Linked DNA regions of Homo sapiens: region 2 is linked to region 1. A link is a contact called in ENCODE Hi-C or POLR2A ChIA-PET data. All regions are on one chromosome and are shown on one strand. Each heading gives the region's core, a stretch centred on a gene start or an enhancer-like site at or near the end of the contact. The rest is flanking DNA. Distances are from core to core; before and after follow the strand shown.

The links. A loop is a pair of places that touch in the nucleus more often than their neighbours do. ChIA-PET counts read pairs that join two places held with the same protein, here RNA polymerase II (POLR2A).
Region 2: a loop to region 1 is called in a map of endothelial cell of hepatic sinusoid, with 6 times the contacts of the local background. The contact joins two enhancer-like sites. A Hi-C loop is called at or near these places in 3 of 168 maps with a recorded cell type or tissue (astrocyte of the cerebellum, endothelial cell of hepatic sinusoid and vagina). POLR2A ChIA-PET finds 5 or more read pairs at or near these places in 3 of 52 experiments (A549, H1 and activated T-cell).

The regions. Positions count from the first base shown.
Region 1 is chr19:47,660,145-47,668,009 of GRCh38, reverse strand. The region is part of intron 1 of BICRA (BRD4 interacting chromatin remodeling complex associated protein); the gene reads right to left. Among named protein-coding and RNA genes, the nearest start is that of EHD2, 49 kb to the left of the region's middle. RefSeq lists enhancers at 6,157-6,656, 6,657-7,158. Within about 2 kb of position 3,674, at least 26 of the 41 ENCODE cell types and tissues checked have a DNase peak (open chromatin) inside an H3K27ac peak, as active enhancers do.
Region 2 is chr19:47,442,255-47,450,119 of GRCh38, reverse strand. SLC8A2 (solute carrier family 8 member A2) reads left to right here. Exons shown (of 10, transcript NM_015063.3): 4 at 1,889-2,311. Among named protein-coding and RNA genes, the nearest start is that of SLC8A2, 26 kb to the left of the region's middle. RefSeq lists silencers at 2,584-2,653, 3,860-3,909 and an enhancer at 2,548-3,473. Within about 2 kb of position 2,924, at least 2 of the 41 ENCODE cell types and tissues checked have a DNase peak (open chromatin) inside an H3K27ac peak, as active enhancers do.

The DNA of each region.
Region 1 (7,865 bases), core at 2,425-4,924:
GATCTGTGCCCCCTTGGCCTCCCAAAGTGCTGGGATTACAGGCATGAGCCACCGCACCCCACCCAGGCTGGGATTTCAGCCCAGGCAGGCTCACTGCAGAGGCCTCGCCCTTCACCACTACCCAACAGGCGACCCTCTCCTGCTACTTCTCTCGTAGGATCTGAAACAAATACAGCAGAATGTTCAGGCACTATCGCGAGGCTGGGTGATGGGGGTGTGCGTCTCTGTTATCATTTTATGAATGCCTGGGATGCTTCGGATTGGAAAAGGAGATAAAGGGACTGGCATGGAAGGAGGAGGAAGGAACAGGAGTGGCGAGTGGCTTTCTCTCTTCCTCTCAGGTCCCGATCCCAGAAAGAGCTAGAAAGCAGATGTCGCAAGACCCTGGAACACAGGATTCTTTTCCTCTGGAATGCGGGTGCCCTGTTCCTGCCTGGCCTGAAGGTGTGCACGAGCTCCCAAGATGAAGGGTTCACGTCTGTTCATGCCTCCTCCCTGGCTCTGGTAGGCGTGGCCCAAGCTCTGTGCACGACCTACCTACCAGCAGAATTAGAGACAGGAGGGGATGCAGCTCCCGTGAGGCTTCTGCAAACCAGTCCCGAGGGTGAATTTCAAAGTGGAGGCTGCAGAGCTGTCTCTGAGGATTTTGTATTCATGTGCTTTCATTCCAATGACAACACTAAAGACATGAATAGGGCCAGGCGCTGTGGCTCACGCCTGTAATCCCAGCACTTTGGGAGGCCAAGGCGGGCGGATCACAAGGTCAGGAGATCGAGACCATTGTGTGAATGGTGAAACCCCGTCTCTACTAAAAATACAAAAAATGAGCCCGGCGTGGGGGTGGGCGCCTGTAGTCCTAGCGACTCGGGAGGCTGAGGCAGGAGAATGGCGTGAACCCGGGAGGCGGAGGTTGCAGTGAGCCGAGATCGTGCCACTGCACTCCAGCCTGGGCGACAGAGCAAGACTCCGTCTCAAAAAAAAAAAAAAGAAAAAAGACATGAACGGGAACTTCCTGGGGAGAGGGAAACAGTCCGTGTTGTGACCAAGGTGTGGTTATGTGAGTGTTCAGAATTTAACAGCTCGGATTTGTGTGTTTCAACACAGGAAAATTTTACTTCAAAGAAGTAAAAAGGAGGGAGGCATGGTTAGCTCACACCTGTAATCCCAGCCAAGGCAGGGAAGCTGAGGCAGGAGGATGGCTTAAACTCAGGAGTTGGAGAACCAGCCTAGGCAACACAGCAAGATCTCATCTCTACAAAAAAATTTAAAATTAGCCAGGGGGTGGTGGTGGGCACCTGTGGTCCAATCTACTCGGGAGGCTGAGGTGGGAGAATTACTTGAGCTACAGAGGCCAAGGCTGCAGTGAACCAAGATTGCACCACCACACTCCAGCCTGGGCGACAGAGTGAGACTCCATTTCAAAAAGAAAAGAAGGCCGGGCGTGGTGGCTCACACCTGTAATGCCAGCACTTTGGGAGGGCGGGGTGGGAGGATCAACTGAGGTCAGGAGTTCAAGACCAGCCTGGTCAACATGATGAAACCTTGTCTCTACTAAAATACAAAACAGCTGGGTGTGGTGGCACATGCCTGTAATCCCAGTTACTCCGCAGGCTGAGGCAGGAGAATTGCTTGAACCCAGGAGGCAGAGGCTGCAGTGAGCTGAGATTGCGCCACTGCACTCCAGCCTGGATGACAGAGCTCAAAAAAAAAAAGAAGAAAAAGAAAAAGAAAAAAAGAAATTGGGCGAGGGGCTGGGGTTACTGCCTGTGCATGCTCACAGCAGGAATCAAGTGCACCTTGACTGATTCTGAGGCTCCCATCCCTGGGCTGCCACTTCCCGTTCCCAGCCGTGTACCCTAAGACAAGTTACTTATCCCCTCTGTGCCTCCGTTTGGGGAGGATAACACTACGTCCTCCATGGGACTGTTACATAGGAACACCTCTAATCCATGCCCTAAAGTACTTTGTAAGCAGTGTGTACGCTAGTTGTGATCATTTTAATTGCCACTGTTGATGCTATCTAATGGGGCGACTCCCAGAGCTTTTGGGCCACAGCCCAGTGAGGCTGGACAGAAGTCCCCGGCCCCACTTTGGTGCTGTTTGCCGCACATGGCCTGTGTGTGTATCTGGAAGGGTTAACAGATCTCCTGCTTCAGCCAGGTACCAGGGTTCTTTGAATCCTTCCAAACACCCTGGTATTACCCCCATTTTCCAGATGAGATAAACGCAATGGAAAACAGCAGTTTTGGGGGCGCTGCGGCACCTGCACTGTGTGCACCCTCACCAGGCCAGCTAGGTGTCTTGCTGCTCTCAACCCAGAAGGCAGGGGAAGCCTTTCAAGACACACATGAAGATTAAAAAAAAACAAAACAACCAGCCAGACATGGTGTTGCACACCGGTAATCCCAGCTACTCAGGAGACTGAGGCAGGAGAATTGCTTGAACCCAGGAGTTCGAGGCTGCAGTGAGCTGTGATCGTGCCACTGCACTCCAGCCTGGGCAAGACAGCGAGACCCCATCCCAAAAAAAACAAAACCAAAACTTTAACATCAAATATCATATATCCGTCTGATGGTTTGGTTGTTTACTGTGTGTCTCCTCTACCGAAATGTCCCCCAGGACAGGAACTTTTGCTTGTTTTGTCCTCTGCAAGATCCCTGGGGCTGGCACATTATGTGGCATACAGTAGGAGCTCAATAAATATCTGTGGGATGAATGAATGAATTTGCAGAGGAAATTAAACAAATCCTTTCATTTATTCAAGAGGCAACCTGCTGAAATGTACATTTAGTAGGCACCTACTGTGTGTCTGGTGGGGGGTGCTGAGGACAGCAAAAGGGCAGAGGCAGACCCCATCCCTGGCTTGGGGAGCACAGCTGGTGGTTCTCAGCCAGGGAGGGTGCTGGAGACCTCTCCCCTACCCCCCACACTCAGAAACTTTTGAAACAGTGACTGAGGTTGCAGAGTGGGGGGGCGGGGGGGTGGGGGTTGAAAACTAGTATGCAGGGTTGCGGACCCAAAATTGTCACCAGCACCCTGGAGACAAGCCCTGGTGTGGCACACTGGCTTTTTAACCATCTGTCCGCTGCCCCCCACCCAGTGGGCCTGCTCCTACGGAAAGATTCTCCTTCCATGAGATGGAGTGGGCGCACTGTGTCTGTTCAGAGCAGAAGCTTCAAGAGCCATCACATAGTTCCCCTGAGTTCCAGAACAGGGCGGACATGTGGCCAGAGCCACAGCCAACCCCCCACGGGCACACACACGAGCGAGAAGCCAGCCTCTGCCACCACGGACCACTGCGACCCGGGCCCACTCGTCACTGTGGCATCACACAGCCGAAGCTGCCTGGCACACCCTGAAGAGCCCGCATTGCCTGAGTGCTTCCGGGTACCAGCCCCTGTGCTTACTCCATACCCACCGATCCCTCCCCATCCCCACGGAAGCACTGCTGATGCACATCTTACAGGAAAAGGAGACTCGGAGGTGGTCAGGACACTTGCCCCAGATCGCACCATGGGACCAGAATTTGAACTCAGACCCTGTGATTCTGAAGACCTCACTCTTCACCACCACACTATAAAAAGCAGGAAAGGCCGGGCCTGAAAACCACAACCAGCTCCAGAGAACAGCCATGACGCAACAATGACACAGTGTCCTTCCAGAAAATTGTGTGAATTCCTCCTCCACTTGTAATGCAATCGGAGTTTTGCGCTGTCATCAGGAGCTGTGCAGAAGCCAGGCTGCTAGCAGGATACGGAATTAAAAGGGCCAGCTAAGCTCCACAAACAGGCGAATTTTAATTTCCCAATATAAATTGGAGTAACCTCAGGTTGCCTGCCAGTAATACAAAGTCTCCAGAACGATATCATTTGCTGATAAGAAGTGCAAATGATGTGGCAAAGTCTATCTGTTGCTTTTCAAAACACCATTTCCCCACCTCTCCTCCTCCGCTCGCAGAAGCCTGACTCTGTGCAGGGTTAACACTTGCCAACGCTAAGATGTAAACAAAGACTGTTCTAGGCCAGTCTTTCTCAAACTATGGGTCATGCCTTTGAAGGTTGTGAAATCAAATTAGCAGGTTGTGACCAGGAACTGCTTTAAATAATTAAAATGCATGGAATGGAATGGAATGGAAGACATTAACGTGTATCATACATGGTAAGAGTGAGTATTTGAGAAATTGGTTTCAATAATGTGTGTGTGTGTGTGTGTGTGTACTGCGACACAAAGAAACATATTTTGGACTGTGAGTTGTGGTCAAAATAGCCTTAAAATAATTGAACTAAGCCAGAGGCATTCCTATCTCCTTTATCAGACACTCACTTTCCCAGCCTTTCTTGCAGTTAGAGTAACCACAGTTGTGCAAATAGTAAAAACTGAAGTGTACAGACAGGTTCTGCTCAGTGAGACTTTCAGGGAAAGTTTTCCTTCCAGAATACAAAGACAGAGTTTCTCCAGAAAGACAGTCTTTTGCTCCTGCTTCCAGTTTTGAATACAGTTGAGATGACTAGAGCTGTGGCAGCCATTTTGCAACCACGGGACAACAAACCTGAGGCTGAAAAGCCCACCAGCAGAGGATGGTTGATGGGAGCTGACAAAAAGACCGTGTTCTTTTTTTTCTTTTGAGACGGAGTCTCGCTCTGTCACCCAGGCTGGAGTGCAGTGGCGCAATCTTGACTCACTGCAACCTCCGCCTCCCAGGTTCAAGTGACTCCTGCCTCAGCCTCCTGAGTAGCTGGGATTAGAGGCACGTGCCACCACACCCGGCTAATTTTTGTATTTTTAGTAGAGACAGGGTTCACCACGTTAGCCAGGCTGGTCTTGAACTCCTGACCTCTAGTGATCCACCCGCCTCAGCCTCCCAAAGTGCTGGGATTTCAGGCGTGAGCCATCGCGCCGGCCTGACTGTACTCTTCATAACTCTTCATGGGCTGCCCGCCTCCAAACTTGTTAATCCTTATGGTTTAAGCCACTATGTGGTTTCCCATTATTTGCAGACAAATACAACCTGACGCAAAAAGAGCTCCCATTTCTGGATTTTCTTTGCAACCCATGGCAAGGCCTCTCACATGGGTCAAGGGCTGTTCTTTGTGGGTCACTGATTAAGAAGAGAGGTCAAACAAAATGTGAGAGGGCTGGTGGAAAGGGGATCTGAAACAAAGGCCACTGTGGTTGATTGCAAAGTGGCCAGAAATTCTCCTCCCTCGTCCCACACTCTTTGCAGCTCCTCCTATTAAGAAGTGGGGTCTATGACTTCAGCCCTTGACCCTGGGCTGGCTTCTTGACTTGCTTTGGCCAACAGAATGTGGTGAAAGTGATGGTGTGTGATTCTTTTTTTGAGATGGAGTCTTGCTCTTGTTGCCCAGGCTGGAGTGCAGTGGCATGATCTCGGCTCACTGCAACCTCCACCTCCCGGGTTCAAGCGATTCTCCTGCCTCAGCCTCCTGAGTAGCTGGGATTACAGGTGCGTGCCACCACACCCGGCTAATTTTTGTATTTTTAGTAGAGACGGGGTTTCACCATGTTGGTCAGGCTGGTCTTGAACTGACCTCGTGATCTGCCCGCCTCGGCCTCCCAAAGTGCTGGGATTACAGGCATGAGCCAAGGAGCCTGGCCGATGGTGTGTGATTCTGAGCCTGGCACACTTCCAGTCTTTGCCCAGCTGCCAGGTGAAGAAGCCCAGGCTGGCCTGCAAGAGGATGAGAGCCACGTGCCCATCACCCCATCACCCCAGCTAACAGCCAGCCAAGCCCTAGACGCAGTCACCAGCTGTCCAACAGCTGACTACAGACACCCAGCCCAGGCCAGAAGCACCTAGCTACGCCCAGTCCAAATTCTAACCGTTGGGATCATGGTTTTCTTTTTTCTGTTTATTATTATTTTGATTTTCTGAGACAGGGTCTCGCTCTGTTGGCCAGGATGGACTGCAGTGGTGTAATCACAGCTCACTGCAGCCTTGACTTCCTGGGCTCCAGGGATCCTCCCACCTTAGTTTCCTGAAGAGCTGGGACTATAGGCGCACGCCACCACACCTGGTTAATTCTTTGCAGAGACGGGGTCCCACTATGTTGCCCAGGCAGGTCTCAAATGCCTGGGCTCAAGCGATCCTCCCATCTTGACCTCCCAAAGTGCTGGGATTACAGACATGAGCCACTGTGCCCAGCCAGGGCTGTGTGTTATGTAGTGACAGCTCACTGATACAGCTCTCTCTGGGGACTTAGGAACCAAGTTTGACCCCACATCTGACTCATCCAAGTTTTATCCATCCCACCTCCCATATCTCTCCAGTCAGTGCCCTCCTGTCCATGACCACTATTCTGGCCCAAATGTAGTAAATGTATTTTCTCATCACCAAGCCTGGGTTCACATTTGGCTTATTGACATCTGGCTGCTCCTGCCATTAAAATACTCAAAAGCTGACCTACCGATTGGTAAATAAATGCTGCCCAAGCAGCCTCAGCTCCTCCTATATGCCTGCCCCACACTGGACACCGAGATGCCATGTGTAAACGACCATAGAAAGCCCTCCTCCCCGGCCCGGCTCCCTCTGGCCTCTGCTCCTCCCCGCGAACCCCCTTCCTCGCTGGCCACCGACTGGACCTGCCCCAACTACGAGTCCAACCTCTGCCTGGGCCACGTGGCTATGAGCCCTGGTGTTTGGGAGTCTGGGCATTTGATGGGTCAGATTCTGTCCCATGAGCCCTTGGCTACGGCCACCTCTGACTTCATCATCTTCGTCACCCCAGCCAAGGTTGCTGAATGCTTACTAAGTACTTCGTCTTTTTTTTTTTTTTTTGAGACGGAGTCTCGCTCAGTCACCCAGGCTGGTGTGCAGTGGCGTGATTTCAGCTCACTGCAACCTCTGCCTCCCGGGTTCACGCCATTCTCCAGCCTCAGCCTCCTGAGTAGCTGGCACTACAGGCGCCACAACCACGCCCAGCTAATTTTTTGTTTTTGTATTTTTAGTAGAGACGGGGTTTCACTGTGTTAGCCAGGATAGTCTCAATCTCTTGACCTCGTGATCTGCCCGCGTCAGCCTCCCAAAGTGCTGGGATTAGAGGCGTGAGCCACCACGCCCGGCAAAGTGCTTCATCTTATCATTTCATTCTCACAGCAACACTATAAGGCAGATGCCATTATCCTCATGCCCATTACACAAATGAGGAGACTGAGGCCAAAAAGGGTTGGGTACTTGCCCAAGGTCACCCAAGAGCCAGGATTTGAACCCAGCTGAGACTCCTAAGCCCGTGGGAACTACATGATGATGCCAGCCTGGCCATCTCTCCCTCCACCCCCCACAGCAGGGGTGTACTACAACAGGTTCCCCACCTCTGCCACTCACCCGGCCAGGTCCTCTATCCCTTTAGTTGTCCTGAAATGCCTCGAATGAGTCATTCCCGTGAACCTTGGTCAGACAGACAAATGAGGTGATGTGTTCACCTGGTACGTGGACTTAACATGCTATGACGCCTAGAAGTTAAGCTCTTAGGATGTATTTCCAAGGCCTTTGTAGTGAGTTGAATGGTGGCTCCCACCACAAAAAATATGTAAACATCCCAGAACCTGTGGATGTGGCCATCCTTATTTGGAAAAAAGGGTCTTTGTAGACATAATTAGATTAACAATGTTGAGATGAGACTGTCCTGGATTATCTGGGTAGGCTCAAAATCCTATGATAAATGTCCTCTTAACAGCAAAGGAGAAGTCACAGAAGAACAGAAGGCCATGTGAAGAAGGAGGCAAAGCTTAATGTCACGTGGCTACGAGCCAAGGACCACCTAGAGCTCCGGGGGCTGGACCAGGCGAAGAAGGCTCTAGGCTCTTCCCTAGAGCCTCCTGAGGGAGCACAGCTCTGACAACCCCAG
Region 2 (7,865 bases), core at 1,675-4,174, 220 kb after region 1:
AAGATTTCTTAATATCCCAGAGTCACGCTGATGTCTGCAGCCCTGCCAGGAAGAGTCCACTTACTCCATGACCCCTCAGAATTTCACTCTGAGTAATCTAATGTCACTGCCTTGTTCCCTCCCCGGCTCCCCCCATTACAGAGTATCTTATGGGTGTTTCAGAGATTTCCACAACTGTTACTCTTTTAACACCAAGCCAGCTCGTGTCCCTCCTCTGCTCGGAACGAAGCTTCACAGGGCTCCTTCCTCACTCAGGGTAAACGCAGAAGTCTTCACCGTGGCCCACCCAGGCCCTAGGTGATCTGCCCCCGTTCCCACTGTGATGTCATCTTCCACCCTCTCGTCCTGGCTCCCTCTGCTGTCATCATGCTGGTCTCCCTGCAGTTCCTCGAAGAGGTGACCCGTCCCTAAGTCAGATCCTGTCCCCTGTCCGGCTGTCCAGTCCCAGGTCAGAGCATTCACATTGCCTGTTCCCTTTACCAAAAATACTCTTTTTGGCCAGGCACGGTTGCTCACGCCTGTAATCCCAGCACTTTGGGAAGCCAAGACAGGCGGATCTTTTGAGGTCAGGAGTTCGAGACCGGCCTGGCCAACATGATGAAACCCTGTCTCTACAAAAAAGTACACAAAATTAGCCAGGCATGGTGGCAGGCGCCTGTAGTCCCAGCTGCTCGGGAGGCTGAGGTGGGAGAATCCCTTGAACCCGGGAGGGGAGGTTGCAGTGAGCCAAGATGGAGACACTGCACTCCAGTCTGGATGACAGCGAGACTCTGTCTCAAAAAAACAAAACAAAACACAACAAAAAACTCTTTTCCAGGCATCCTCCCTATGGCTCACTCCCTCCCCTCCTTCAGGTCTCTGCTCAAATGTTACCTCCTCCAAAAGGCTTTCTTGACCATGCCAACAGCTCCCTCTCCTCACTCCCTACCCTCCTGTTTCTCTCCATAGCACCATCACCACCTGACATCCTGTGTTTGTTTATTGTTCATTCTTCTGCACTAAAACAGAATCTCAAAGCTTCTTATTGGTGCCGTTCCCCCAACACTTAAAACAATGCCTGGCACACAACGGTCAGTTATCTGTTGAATGAATGAACCGTAATTAAATCATTAAATGTGCAATTGTCATGGTGATATGGCTCTCCCATGGGGCTGTGAACCCTGTGAGGACAGGGCCTGGTTACTGCTGTGTCCCCAGCACCACTCGGCACAAGGCACACAACGGGTGCCCTTAGGAGTGTTTGTTGAATGAATGAGTGATGCCAAGTTAAGGTGTATGGACTTCCTCTTGGGGGCATCTGGGAAGGGTTTTTATCAGAGGAATGACAGAGTCCTTTCTGGGTCCTATATCCCTGCCACTTAAAATGTGACCAGGACATCCCCTGGAGCTCGTTAGAAATGCGATTCTAGAAACCCGGGAGCTTCTAAACCAGAATCTGCATTTTCACAAGCTCCACCAGGGGATTCATATGCATATTAAGGTTTGAGAAGCAGGGATGTAGAACACCCCAGGCTCCCTCTCAACTCTTGGACTTTGCATGTGCTGTTCCTTCTGCCTGGAGTATGCCCACCTGCTAATGCCTCCTCCAGGAAGCCTGCCCTGATCTCAACCTTATCATTACCTGTTTAATTCCCACCTTCTGCTCTTCACGAGTTCCACGCGGGGAGGGGCCCACTCTGTCTTGTTCCCGCTCTGCAGCCCTTCCTCCAGGACGCCCACCCCGATTCACCCTCAGTATTACTTGTTTAATGCCTGTCGACCCTCATACTTGGGAGTTCTTCTATGGCACCTACGTCTCCTCTGGGAAGCACGTCCAGACTCCCCCCGTACAACACACAGCCGATGACCGACCCTCACCCCGCTCTTCCCCCTCCCCACCCCGCCGCAGCGAGGGCACGCTGGTGTTCAAACCAGGCGAGACGCAGAAGGAGCTGCGCATCGGCATCATCGACGACGACATCTTCGAGGAGGACGAGCATTTCTTCGTGCGGCTGCTGAACCTGCGCGTGGGCGACGCGCAGGGCATGTTCGAGCCGGACGGCGGCGGGCGGCCCAAGGGGCGGCTGGTGGCGCCGCTGCTGGCCACCGTCACCATCCTGGACGACGACCACGCAGGCATCTTCTCCTTCCAGGACCGCCTGCTGCACGTGAGCGAGTGCATGGGCACCGTGGACGTGCGCGTCGTGCGCAGCTCGGGCGCGCGCGGCACCGTGCGCCTTCCCTACCGCACGGTGGACGGCACGGCGCGCGGCGGCGGCGTGCACTACGAGGACGCGTGCGGAGAGCTGGAGTTTGGCGACGACGAGACCATGTGAGCACGCCCGAGGCGGCCCGGAGAGGGGCGGGGCTTCGGAATGGGCGAGGCCTGATGTGGCTCAGGGGCGGGGCCTGGGTGAGCCATGCCCACATAGTGGGCGGGTCTTGGTTGGGCCTCGGGAGGGGAGGGGCCTGCGTGGCCGTGCCCGCAACGTGGGCGGGGCCTGTGACCCATGCCCACGACGTGGGCGGGGCTTCACTGAACAGCTGGGCCCTCAGGAGGAGAGGGGCCTGAGTGAATCGTTCTCCAAAGTGGGCTTGGCCTCGGGAGGGGCGGGGCCTAGGTGTGCTGTGTCTACCACGTGGGCGGGGCCTGGTGGGGTTGTGACTGTGAAATGAAGAGGCGAGGCCTAGAAGGGTGGCCGGACAGGTGAGAAGAGGGCCCCAAGGAGGAAGGGGGGACGAGGTGAGGAGAGATGGGACGGGGCCTGGGGAGAGCGGTGTGGGGCCTTAATTGGTAGCTCGTGGAGTGTGTGCTGAAGAGTACCCAGGGAGATGTGGGGAGAGGCTTGTGGAGATGAGACGCTGTCGGTGGCTGTGGAGAGGGGGCGGGTCCAGGGCGATAGGTGGGGTCTGGGTTTGGACATACGACATCAGGAAATGGGAAAATGGATGTGGGCTGCGGAAGAAGGCGGGGCCTAACAAGATGGGTGGGGCCTGGGCGCGCGGAGCTAGGGAAGGGGTGGGGCTTCTGGGTATGAGGAAGAACCTGGGGAAATAGCGGGGCACCTAACGCGAATCTGGGCGAGGATTTGGGAAAAGATGGTGCTGGAATCTGGGGGCCTGGGAAGGCAGGGCAGGGCCTGGGGAGACACTGGGGAGCCTGAGGGCTGGGATTTAGGAAAATGGGGTCTGGGGAGGTGGGCTGGCTGGATACACTCAGACACACACATGTAGACAGACGTTTACAGATTGGACACAAAGCCATTTATACGCACCACACACACATAGACACACACGGCAGGGCCAGGCGTGGTGGTCAACACCTGTAATCCCAGCGCTTTGGGAGGACGAAGCAGGAGGATCATTTGAGGCCAGGAGTTTGAGAGCAACCTGGGCAACATAGCAAGACTCCTACTCTAAAAATAATTTTTCTAATTAGTGGTGGCGCATGTCTGTAGTGCCAGCACTTTAGGAAACTGAGGCGGGAGGATGGCATGAGCCTTGGAGTTGGAGATCAGCCTCTACTCTGCTAAAAATTGTTTAAAATTAGCTGGGCATGGTGGTGTGCACTTGTAGTCCCAGCTACTTGGGAAGCCAAAGCAGGAAGATGGCTTGAGCCCACGAGTTAGGTGCTGTAGTGAGCTGTGATCACCCACTGCACTCCAGCCTGGGCGACACAGTGAGACCCTGTCTCAAAAAAAGAAAAAAAACACGCAGACACACATAAAATCACGGACACGTACACTAAATTATTAAGTCAGGGCTGTTCTCACGCCCAGATCCCTGGCCACCCCTTACACAGGTGACCGAGTGTCCCCCAATGTGTGCCTGAAGCCTCACATTCCCCCACCCCCCTGCCCAGGATGCAGGCAGCGCCTGCCCCTCCTCTGCCCGCTCTCTTCCGCCCCCGCATGCCCGTCTGTCTCCCTCCTCCGTGCCGCCCACGCGCCTCCTACTCAAGCGGAGTCCCCACCGCGCTCCCCCTCCCTCCTCCTCCCAGCCTCTGCGCTTCCGCCTCGGGCAGCACTCAGCTTCTCACTGCTCTCGCTGTCTCTCCGTCTCTCCCTCTGCATCTCTGCATCTCTCACTCCCTGGGCTGTCTCTCTCTGGGTCTCTGCGTCTCTGTTCATCTGCAGCTGTCTGTCCCCAGCACCTCGCTCTCTGACTCAGCTTATATTTCAGGCACACTCCACACCTTTCCTTCTCTCTCTCTGTCTGGCTTGGTCTCTGTCTGAGGGTTGTTGAGAACTTGGGTTGGGGGCTGCGAGAGGCACCATCCCAGACCCCTCTCTCACACCAAGAGATGGGGGAATGGAGAGTTTTCTTTCTGCTTTTTCCGGTCCTTCTTATAGTCCAACCTGCTTCCCTCCTGCTGCTGCAACCTTACGGCCCTGTCCTCCCCCACATGGCTTCCCCAGGCTGGGACACCCTCTGTCCCCCACCCCCACAAGCTCCCAGCTGTGGCTTCAGAAGACAGAGAACAGGAGGCTAATTAGTGTTTAGGGAAACTCTTCCTTCCTCTGATGGGCAGGCACTAATTAGAGGCGCTTTGAAGCAGCTGGGCTGGAGATGGAGGAGAGACACCCAGAGATGGGGTGGCAGGGAGAGCATGAGAGACAGAGACAGAGACACAGAGATAGACACAGGGAGAGCTGAAGACAGAATAACAGAACTGGAGAGAGAAACAGAGACAGAACAGAGAGACAGAGACACAGAAAGACAGGAACTTAGAGGTCGGGCACGGTGGCTCATGCCTGTAATCTCAGCACTTTGGGAGGCCAACACGGGTGGATCATCTGAGGTCAGGAGTTCGAGACCAGCCTGACCAATATGATGAAACCCCGTCTCTACTAAAAATACAAAAATTAGCCAGGCCTGGTGGCATGCACCTGTAATCCCAGCTACTCGGGAGGCTGAGACAGGAGAATCGCTTGAACCCAGCAGGCGAAGGTTGCTGTGAGCCGAGGTCACGCCATTGCACTCTGGCCTGGGCAACAAGAGCGAAACTCCATCTCCCACCCACCCCACCCCCGAAAAAAAGGAAGAGACACAGAGACAGAGATGCTTTGAGGGAGGGAGAGAGGTGGATATTGAAAGCTGAGATGGAGGGAGACTGAAAGGCAGAGAGATGGAGACGCGATAAAGACATTCATGGAGGAGAGAGACTGACCCAGGGAAGGAGAGGTTCTCACGATGCTGCAGAGAGAAAAGGGAGTTTGGGTCAGTGAGAGACAGGATGAGGAGACTGGGTCTGAGATCAGAGACTGGCAGGGGAGAAGGGCAGGAGAGTGGAGTTTTCAGGAAACAAGGGGGCAGGCTGGGGAGGAAATCTGCTTCCTTTGATCTCAGGAAGTCCTGTCTTGGTCTAGCTCGAGTCCCTCTTGCTGTTTCCTGCGCGTTGGGTTTCTCCTGCATTTGGGTCCCCTGAGGGTGCGCCTGCCAGGCGCAGTTGACGTGCCTGTCACTGCACGTCAGTCACTGTGTGTCAGCGGATCGCAGCATGTCTGCGAGAGTGAGCGACAGAGGTGTGTGTGTCACCCTGTCAGCATGTCACTGTGTCGGCAGCTGTCTGTGTGTGTCAGGGTGTGTGAGGAGCATGTCTCGGGAGACCCTCCCTCCTCGCCGGCCCCAGCATTTCAGCACCGCGGACAGCTCACAGCCCACGCCGAGGTCGGGGGCGGCCCTTTCTTTCCACCCACAGAAAATTGAAAATATCCTGAAACCAGGAGGGTGGAGGTGGGCGGATGTCCCCACATGGCCGTCTTGTGTGCGCCTGTCCTTGCGCGGGTGTCGCTGTGTCTTGTGCGTGTTTGTGTGTTGAGATGCGTCTTTTGAATGACTGCCTGATTGAAACTCTTCTGCTTGAAGTGTGTTGACTTTTGTTACTCCATTCTTTAGACTCTGAAAGACAGAGACAGGGAGAGAAGAATCCAGATAAAGAAGGGCGGGCCAGGTGCTGTGGCTCACACCTGTAACCCCAGCACTGGGGAGGCCAAGGTGGGAGGATCACTTGAGGCCAGGAATTCAAGACCAGCCTGGGCAACATAGTGAGATCCTGTCTCTATAAAAAATTTAAAAGTAGCCAGGTGTGGTGGCACACGCTTATATTTCCAGCTACTTAGGAGGCTGAGGTGGGAGGATTGCTTGAGCCCTGGAGATCAAGGCTGCAGTGAGCCATGATTATGCCACTGCACTCCAGCCTGGGCAACAGAGCGAGACTTTGTTTCAAAAAAAGGGAGAGCAGAGAGATGAGAAGAGACTGAGACAGAGAACGGAGAGAGTCAGAGTCAGAGAGAGAGACTGCTGGAGAGTCAGAGAGACAGAGTCAGAGATGGAGAGATAGACCCAGAGAAGCTGAGAGAGGCAGAGAGAGAAAAGAAGATGGAAAATGTAGGGACAGAGATGCAGAGAGGCACTGAAGGAAGTAAACAGAGACACCAAGAGGCGTCAGGAGTTAGATATAAGGTAGGAGCGTCTACGTGGTACCACAGTGAGGGGCTGCAGGGTGGCGATGTCGCCAAGGCTGTGGTGGGGGAGTCGTGCTAACTGACGGGCATCTGGTCCATGCAGTCTTGCCACTGCAGTGGGAATGGCTGTAGGGTGTGATGGCGTGTGGGTGTGGGCGGTGTGATCGGCTGTGCTTCCTCGATTGGGTGACTGTGTGGGCTGGGTGTTTGTGTTTTTGGGTTCTGGGGCCAGGCCTTGTGGGACTACATGGTTCCTACAGCCTAAAGAGTTGCCAGTGGCAAAGCTGTGGGCATTCTGGGTTTGTGGGTCTTTGGGGTCGAGGGGTGTGGATTATGTGCCTGAAGGTGACAGGTAACTTCTGGCTGTTTCCTGCCACCCCCTGGTTACCATAGGAGCAGAGATGCTGAGAAAATCAGTTAGCATCAGCACTTGGTTAACTCTCCAGATCTGGTTGGGACAGAGAGCAGGAAGCTGAGGGTTTTCTGTGCTGAAGGATTGGAGTTAGCAAAATATGCATGGAGGGTGTGCTCTATGCCAGGGACTGTTCTGGGTGTTGGAGATAAAACAAAAAACATAAATGAACTTACCTGGGGGAACTTAAATTTAAAGATGGGGAAGCAAATGGTAAATGACGAACAATAAACTAAATAAATGTTAGAGGGTGTTAGAAGGTGATATTTAAAGAAGACAGGCCAGGTGCCATGGCTCACATCTGTAATCCCAGCACTTTGGGAGGCCAAGATGGGAGGATCACTTGAGGGCAGGAGTTCAAGACCAGCCTGGGCAATGTGGTGAGACCCCATCTCTACAAAAAATAAAAAATTAACTGAGCATGGTAGTGTATACCTGTAGTCCCAGCTACATGAGAGGCTGAGGCAGGAGGATCGCTTGATCCCAGGACTTTGAGGCTGCATTGAGCTATGATTGCACCACTGCACTCCAACCTGGGTGACACAGCAAGATCTTGTCTCCAAAAATAATAATAAATACATTAAAAAGAAAGACAACAGAGCAGTATAAGGGAGTGCTGGAGGGGGAGCAGTGAGGGATTTCACTATTAAATAAGATGGAAGAAGTGGGCCCCATTGAGAAGGTGAAGTTTGAATGAAGAACTGAGGAAGGGAGCCTGGGGGAAGAGTGTTCTAGGCAGAGGGAACAGCCAGTGCAAAAGCCCTGAGGCATGAGCAGGCCTGGCTTGTTCAAGGAATAGCAAGGAGGCCAGAAAGGGAATGAGTGCTAGATTGCAGGGGGTCTTGTGGGCCATCCTAAGGACTTTGACTTTCATTCTGTGAGAGATAGGAGCCTTGCAAATGTTTTGCACAGGGGAGGAATGCGGTCTGACTTTGGTTCTATCAGGATCACTCTGGCTGCTCTTGAAGGAACAGACTGTGGGCGGTGAGGCTGAAGCATGGGATTGT